2 separate regions of the Homo sapiens genome follow, and region 1 is linked to region 2. A link is a loop called in an ENCODE intact Hi-C map of the cell type or tissue named here. Cell type or tissue: ascending aorta. All regions are shown on one strand.

The links. A loop is a pair of places that touch in the nucleus more often than their neighbours do. Peaks named below come from ENCODE experiments on the same cell type or tissue, not always from the same donor. Only the 100,000 strongest peaks of a DNase experiment are listed, where the experiment ranks them.
Region 1: a loop joins it to region 2, with 2.7 times the contacts of the local background. A loop is called at or near these places in 7 of 110 quality-filtered maps.

Annotation. Positions count from the first base shown.
Region 1 is chr10:67,762,780-67,766,779 of GRCh38, reverse strand. It overlaps TRS-TGA1-1 (tRNA-Ser (anticodon TGA) 1-1), which reads right to left and starts at 2,277; the gene lies at 2,196-2,277. It also overlaps a transcript of CTNNA3 not described here. RefSeq lists enhancers at 2,380-2,629, 2,733-2,902, 3,015-3,309 and a cis regulatory region at 2,817. In ascending aorta, no CTCF peak of the experiment used is centred here; DNase peaks (open chromatin) are centred at 1,685, 2,289, 2,609 and 3,119; H3K4me3 peaks cover 2,301 bases; H3K27ac peaks cover 1,949 bases.
Region 2 is chr10:67,882,395-67,886,394 of GRCh38, reverse strand. It overlaps SIRT1 (sirtuin 1), which reads right to left and starts at 1,739. Exons shown (of 9, transcript NM_012238.5): 1 at 1,244-1,739. The coding sequence starts at 1,673. RefSeq lists silencers at 1,034-1,153, 950-1,244, 1,679-1,863, 1,364-1,903, promoters at 1,671-1,846, 1,673-1,884, 1,672-2,703, 1,674-4,000 and enhancers at 1,984-2,143, 2,164-2,223. In ascending aorta, no CTCF peak of the experiment used is centred here; DNase peaks (open chromatin) are centred at 1,314, 1,804 and 2,384; H3K4me3 peaks cover 2,610 bases; H3K27ac peaks cover 2,104 bases.

The sequences.
Region 1 (4,000 bases), 120 kb after region 2:
TTCCTGTTCCATCTGAGAATTTCCTATGCCCAGATTTCTTTGTTCTTTCTTTCTTTTTTAAAAAATGGTGACAAGTGATTATTTATTTGAAAAAATTTCTTGAAACAGTAAGATATGATTTCACGAAGCTACCTTTACAGCTTGGAGAGTACCATTTAGAAATAAAATTGATCATTAATTTGCCTTTTTGATGGAATGTTTTAATTTATAGTTTTGGATTTTGGATATCTCTTCTTGGATTAACTTTTTTTTTTTTTTTTTTTTTGGGATGGAGTTTCACTCTTGTTGCCCAAGCTGGAGTGCAGTGGCACGATCTCGGCTCACCGCAACCTCCGCCTCCCGGTTCAAGCGATTCCTCTGCCTCAGCCTCCTGAGTAGCTGGGATTGCTGGTCCCTGTCCCCACGCCCAGCTAGTTTTCATATTTTTAGTAGAAATGGGGTTTTCACCATGGGGCCAGGCTGGTCTCGAACTCCTGACCTCAGGTGATCCACCCGCCTTGGCCTCCCAAAGTGCTGGGATTACAGGCATGAGCCACTGCGCCCGGCCAGTATTGACATTTTACTATAGTGTCAAGTATTTTTTTAAAATTTTTAAATGGAAACACGTAAGTTATACACTATTTCATTCTCTTGGACACAGGAACGGTATTAATCTCCCAGGTTTTTTGAGACAAATCCCTATGAGTTTAAGCCGCTAGAATTGGATTTGCTGTTATTTGCAGCTGAATGTAATCCTGACTGATAAAGGAAAGGTGACCAGTTAGGAAACTAATGCAGCTGCTTGTAAGTGACTTAAATGGGGGCAGAAAGGGAGGGGATTGGGCAGAGAGGATGGATTGAAAATGTAAATGTGGTGAGTGTGTGTGTTCAGCCAAGTCTCAAATAGGATGGGGCTGTGTGCGTGGAATCCACGTAGATACCACAGAAAACTATCCCTAGCCTTGAGGTATCAGGTATGTCCATAAGAGCACCTGGGAAACATGGGGTGGGAGAGATATGGTGAAAGTGGGTTAAAGGTAGCAGACAGGGGATGTGTAGGGTCCCAAAGACTAACCTCACAATTTTCTTATTTAAAACATAATACTGGGTCCATGTACAAATTTTAGAAAACCCAGTTAAGGAAAAAATTATTTAAGAAAATAAAAATCTTCCCAAATCACACCACCCAGGGATAATAATCCCTGCTAACACTTTGGTGTATTTCTTTCCAGCCTCCATTCATTCTCCATCTCTCTCTTTCTCTCCCATTCTTCCCACATAGATGGGTATATACATGAGTTGCTTAACAAAAATATGATCATAGTATGATGTGCTGTTTTTTGATCTGTCCTTTTTGCATTTGGCAATGCATTGGGAAGGCCCTCACACATCATTAACATCATTTTTTTTTTTTTTTTTTTTTTGAGACGGAGTCTCGCTCTGTGGCCCAGGTGGAAGTGCAGTGGCGCAATCTCGGCTCACTGCAAGCTCCGCCTCCCGGGTTCACGCCATTCTCCTGCCTCAGCCTCCTGAGTAGCTGGGACTACAGGCGCCCGCCATCACGCCCGGCTAATTTTTTTGTATTTTTAGTAGAGACGGGGTTTCACCGTGTTAGCCAGGATGGTCTCGATCTCATGACCTCGTGATCCGCCCGCCTCGGCCTCCCAAAGTGCTGGGATTACAAGCGTGAGCCACCGCGCCCGGCCATTAACATCATTTTAATGCTTACATGCATAGTGTTCCATTATGTGGATGTATCTAAGATGCTTTATAAGTAGAACTTTAAAATTGCTTTTATTATTTCCCATTTCATACCACTTTTGGATGTGGTCTGGAAACCGTCGGAAGTGATTCTGGGATGGAAGGGAAGGTGGCATAGCTTTTTCTTAGTTTTAGTGAGCTGATAGCTTGCTCAGGCTGTGATAGCCCGAAAACTTGCGTCAATATTTATATTCATTTTATTTCTATTTTGCCACCTTGCTCTTCTCATGGAGCACGAAGAGTTACCTTGCCTTTTAGGACAGTGGAAGGATTTTCCTCTTGGTGTAAACAGTACATGTTTGCAGCACTGACATTTATTCGCTTTTCTACAGCGTATAAAACCACTCCGTAGGCGCGCCATTTAGCTGACAGGCATTGAAAATACAGAGAAGAGTAAAAGTTTTCATTTGAAGGTGTTTATTTAAAAAAATAGAAAAAATAAGAGCACCCGCTTCCGCAGCGAGCAGGGTTCGAACCTGCGCGGGGAGACCCCATTGGATTTCAAGTCCAACGCCTTAACCACTCGGCCATCGCTGCCACGAGAATATTCGACAGGCGGAGACACTTTAGTGTAACAACCACTGCGCTCATGCCAGGCCCGCGAAAGGGCGGAGCGCGCACCCTCTGAGCTCCGCTCCGTGCGAAGCGGCGGGGCTGAGGGCTCAGGGTGCGGCAACTACAGGGTAGACGCGAAGAAATAATAGAAACCACCCTAAATAGAGGTACATTCAGAACTTAGAAACTCTCCCCTTCGCTGTGCTCCGAAAATCGCAACCTTGCCTGGCTTCTGGTCGCTGACCTGGTTTTCGCCCTCGCGCTTATTAGGTCTACGAGAGGGCCGTGAAACAAAAAGATCTGTTCTGTTACGTGCTGCGAGCCCGCGCTCCCGAAAATTTGGCATTTCTGCGAGAGAAGCGTCTTCCGCGGCGTTTCCCGCCAAGACTGGGGGCGTCGCCTTCAGAACACTTTCTTCTGTGCATTGAGGCAGGAAGTGTGAGGTGTCGGGATGCTGCCTGTGGGCTCGTCCCTTCCCCCCCCCCGCCCGCCCCCTCGGGCTTCTGCCCAAGCAGCCGTCTCCCATTTTTTAAATCCCCAGTGATCCCTTCATTGCCGAGCTCAACTGGGAGATGTCAGGCTGCAAGTGTGCTCTCTGCTCTCTCAGGAGAGGGGTGGCCGCGGACGTGGTCTGAGAACCAAGTTCTGCGCATTAGTCTGCATTCAATACCTTTAAATGCCATTAATGCCTTCTGGTGTTCTGTGTGGCTTCTGCCCTAGGTGCTTTACCCGCGTTATTTCGTTAAAGCCCTGAGAACCGAGGTCTGTTCTGTCTTAGCCCACCTGACGGCACTGAGGCCTGGGGTTGTGCCGCGGGTGGGCCTGGCTGATCCCAGAGCGCATGCGCAGCCCTTGTCACGTAGCGCCACAGAAGCGCCAACTTCTGTCGATGGGCAATTTGAGAAAAGTAACAGAAGGCCTTTTACTAGTTGAAGTTTCTAGGAGTGTTCATGGAAACCCCACTGCCCTTCTCATAATGGTACATTTCATAATAAGGCAGGAAGGCAACTCGACCTTTGGAAGCCTCTATGTTGTGACTCCACTTGATAAGGTGTGTAACTTTTCTTGAGACCTTCCATACCATTTCTCGAAACCAAATTATGGTGCTGAGTGTCTACACCCATTTAATTGTGGAAGAGAGCAGAATATTTGAGACTTGTAAGGATAAATTTTGTCTGAGATTGTTCTTTTAGGAATTTTTTTTTTTTTTTAAATTTTGGCAGAGCTACAGGAGGGATCCCATTTTCTCTATGAATACTGCATGGGAACAAAGTAATTCCCGACATTGCCAGGCATGAATTTTATCGTAAACACAAAATTCACTTGCACTTTTTCCAATAGATATTGTCCAAGAACTACATTTTTGTTTTTTAAATCTTGTCCTTAGATTGTACCTACGTAGCAGGACTAGCTGCAGACAAAATTCCTTAGACACCCAGTTAAAGAAGGAAGGGCTTTATTTGGCTGGGAGCATCGGCAAGACTTAACGTCTGAAAAACCGAGCTCCCCGAGTAAGCAATTCCTGTCCCACTTAAGGGCTTACAACTCTAAGGGGGTCCGCGTGAGAGGGTCGTGATCAATTGGGCAAGCAGGGAGTACGTGACTGGGGGCTGCATGCACCGGTAATTAGAATGGAACAGAATAGGATAGTGCTTTTCTATACAATGTCCCTAATCTGTAGATAACATAACTGATTAGGTCAGGG
Region 2 (4,000 bases):
CCTGAAACTCCTAGGCTCAAGAGATCCTCCCGCTTTGGCCTCCCAAAGTGCTAGGATTACACGAAAGAGCCACCGCGCCCGGCCTGACCCAAATATTGATAAAGATGAACACCTATCAAGGATAGAAACTCCTCAGATCAAAAATAAGAAACCTGACCGGGCGCGGTGGCTCACGCCTGTAATCCCAGCACTTTGGGCGGCCGAGGCGGACGGATCACGAAGTCAAGAAATCAAGACCATCCTGGCCAACATGGTGAAACCCCGTCTCTGCTAAAAACACAAAAATTAGCTGGGCGTGGTGGCGGGTGTCTGTAGTCCCAGCTACTCGGCAGGCTGAAGGAGAATCGGTTGAACGCGGGAGGCGGAGGTTGCACTGAGCCGAGATCGCGCCACTGCACTCCAGCCTAGCGACAGAGCGAGACTCCGTCTCAAAAAAAAAAAAAAAAAAAAAAAGAAACCTTCAAGAACATGACAACTGCAACATATCTGCTTCATTATGCTAGAAGTGTTAAGTTTGTGTCTCAATACTACATACATACAAAAAAAGCATGTTTAGCCCAAACACCATTACCGCACAAGAGCAAGATTAGAATAAAAGTAATATGAACAGCTCTAAAAGTACTCTCTCTCCCATACCCACTCCTAACTGCATTACAGAATGGTAATGTCTTCAGGAACAGCCACGTTCTTTAAATTTTGCAAGCTGTGACTATAGAAACAGCTTTCCTCTTTCAAAAATTGTAATTTCAGTCATAAAAATATAGACCAAAAAAAGCAAACTGCACAGGTGTCAAGTTTGCAAAAAGCAATTGAAAACGCAGACCAACGGGACAGCCAAAAAGTTGCAGACTTAAGTGTGCTGGGGGGTAGAGGAGAAAAGCAATGAAAATAAAAAATAAAGAAAAAGAAAAAAAAAGCTCTAACAAAAGCAATATGCTAAAAGAGTAAGAGGGGGAGAGAAACTTATTTTAAAGCGACTGCGAGAGTCTCCCGACCTGGCTGCTGCGGAAAGAACAAGGCCGCCCAGGCGGGCCACGGACGGAGGAAAAGAGCGAATCCACTGGCAGCTCGCGCAGTAGGAACCGCAGCCCCGGAGGAGCGCGGCTGAACGGAGGGCCGGGGTGGGGAGGGGAACGCCGCGGAGCCTGCCCCGAGCCCCCAGCCGCCCTCAACCTCAGGCCAGTAGGAGCCCGGGGAGAGGGAGGAGGAGATGCGCAGTTCCGGCCGCCCGCACCCTGCGCACCTCGGTACCCAATCGCCGCCGCCGCCGCCTCTTCCTCCTCCTCGCCCTCGTCGTCGTCGTCTTCGTCGTACAAGTTGTCGGCCAGCGGTGGCTCCCGAGATGGGCCCTGCAGGCCCGGCCCATTGTCTCCTTCCCCAGCCGCCGCAGTCGCCTGGGCCTCTTGCTCCCCGCCTGCCGCCGCCGCCTCTGCCTCCGCCTCCCGCCACAGCGCCGCCGCCGCCGCACCCGGGCAGCCCCTGGCCGCCGCCGGCACCTCACGCTCTGGGGCCGCCCCACCGGGCTCGCCCGGGCTCCGCTCGAGGCCGGGACCATCTCTCCGCGGCCTCTTGCGGAGCGGCTCCCCGGCGGGGGACGACGCGGCCTCCCTGTCGGCCCCCGCCGCCGAGGGGGAGCCGCCGGGCTGAAGGGCGAGGGCCGCCTCGTCCGCCATCTTCCAACTGCCTCTCTGGCCCTCCTCCCTCGCCTCCTCTGCTCCCGCTCGACGCGCGGCACTGGCGCCCCCGCGGCTCCGGCTGCGGGAGATTTAAACCCCATCACGTGACCCGCCCCATCGCCGCCCCCGCCCTCTCGGCGCTCCCGCCACCCACGCGGGCCAGACCACAACACTACGGGTCACGTGGCGGGCGGAGGCTGTTGCGTCTACCGCTCCGCCTGGGCTGGAAGCGCACTCGGCCCCGGCGGCCGGCGGCCCTTCCTCTTTGTGGCGAGCGTGTAGTGCAGCCAAATTCGCCCCTCGGCCGCTTTCTCAACTTCTCTTTCAAACTGACCTCAAATCACTACCGCCGGAACAGCTCAAGTTTTGGTCCGCCCTGGGAATTTCCACGTCTTCCTGAAGTGTACACCTGGCCTGCCTTAGCCTTGTCTATATTTAGCTAAGGGTTAAAACACAGCTGAAGCTGGCTAAGACTTAGCTCCCTGAAATACGTTGGATAGTCGTTCTGTTTTGTTAATAAGTAGGAAGAGAGGCAAAAGGAGGCGGCTCCTTTCCCACTCTCCTCACACCGTTCTGACAGCTCCTCTTTTGCTCCTTTTTCTGCTCCTTGCTTTTCTCCTTAGTCGGTTGCTTTTTTCCCCTCTCTCCCATCACTTGTAGGGTGGTATACATTGTAAAATCCTTGAAGGCATATGTCCTCCTGGGAAGACCTTTGACGTGGAGGTTTGGAGATCAGCCGATCTACTTTCTGGCCCCAGCTTGGCTTCAAACGTGTGTGAATTCCCTCCTCCGGGCCTCAGTTTTCTCACGTGCAGAATGGGTTTGTTGGGTCAGTATGAGAGCATGGGAAGGAAATGACTTGGCCTCCATGCACATCTGCCCTTGGTTAAAATTTGGAGTCCTTCCTTTCTAGCGTGAGCTATCTAGCCGTTTCTAAACTTAATTTTTCTCATGTCTTAAATGGTAATAAGTATTTTAAAACGTCATAGATTTAAATGAGATAACCAGATGTAAAACGAGGGGTACCTAGTAGTTCAAAAGGCTTAGTGGAAAGCCCTTCCACTTTCCTCTCTCCCTGAAATTCTGGCACACTGTGACTCCATATCTAATCTTAACTAAGGACCCATATAACCCATGGTAGATCTAGAGCCAGTGTTTGTTATGGCATCTGCCTGGAGCACAGCGTTTCTATCTGTTTAAAGGACCTCTACGAGTTTATGGTACACTGTCCCTTAAGCCTAGTATGGGTTCTGGCCATACTGCATCAATTACCTGCGTGACTTTAGGCAACCAACTTAAAGCTGTTTCTTCATCCTTAAAATAAAAAATAAAAAGCTGGAAATATATCGCTAAGGTCCTATCTACATCCAAAAGTCTTATTTCATCTGGTCACCACTATTCATTTCTGAAAGTAATCATCTCCAGTCCTAGAAGCCTTAAAACCATCTTTGGTTGCGTGGGGGTCAAGGGGAGGGAGAGCATTAGGACAAATAGCTAATGCATGCGGGACTTAAAACCTGGCTGGGCGCGGTGGCTGCTGCCTGTAATCCCAGCACTTTGGGAGGCCGAGGCGGACAGATCACCTGAAGTCGGAAGTTCGAGACCAGCCTGACCAACATGGAGAAACCCCGTCTCTACTAAAAATACAAAATTAGCCGGGCGTGGTGGCACATGCCTGTAATCCCAGCTACTCAGAAGGCTGAGGCAGGAGAATCGCTTGAACCCAGCAGGCAGAGGTTGCGGTGAGCCGAGATCGCACCATTGCACACCAGCCTGGGCAGCAAGAGCGAAACTCCGTCTCAAAAAAAAATATAAATAAAACCTAGATGAGGGGTTGATTGGTGCAGCAAACCACCATGGCTCACCTATAAGTATGTAACAAACCTACACATTCTGCACCTGTATCCTGGAACTTAAATTAAAAAAAAAATCTTTGAAGCGTTCCTTCATACCAATCCCTCTGAAATCCATCTGACCAATCAATGACCAAATCCTGTTGTCCTTCCTTTCTTGCTACACTCCTCCCAATTCCTGACTAGGCACCACACTCCTAGTGGTTGACATACTTGGTCCTCCCCACTTTCTGTCTTACACTACAAAATATTTCATAAATTGACTCTCAGCTACGTTGGTGGAATGCAATATATGAAATGTTGAGAGTCAGTATCCCAATAAAACAGAAACAAAATTCCCAGCTTTTTTGAGAAAAAGATGTCTGTAAGCTTATGAGCATCCTGTTGTTCATTAATTCATTTATATTTATAGTATATTATTGACACGTGAAGTTTATGAACTACAAGAAATGCTATGTGATCAATATTATT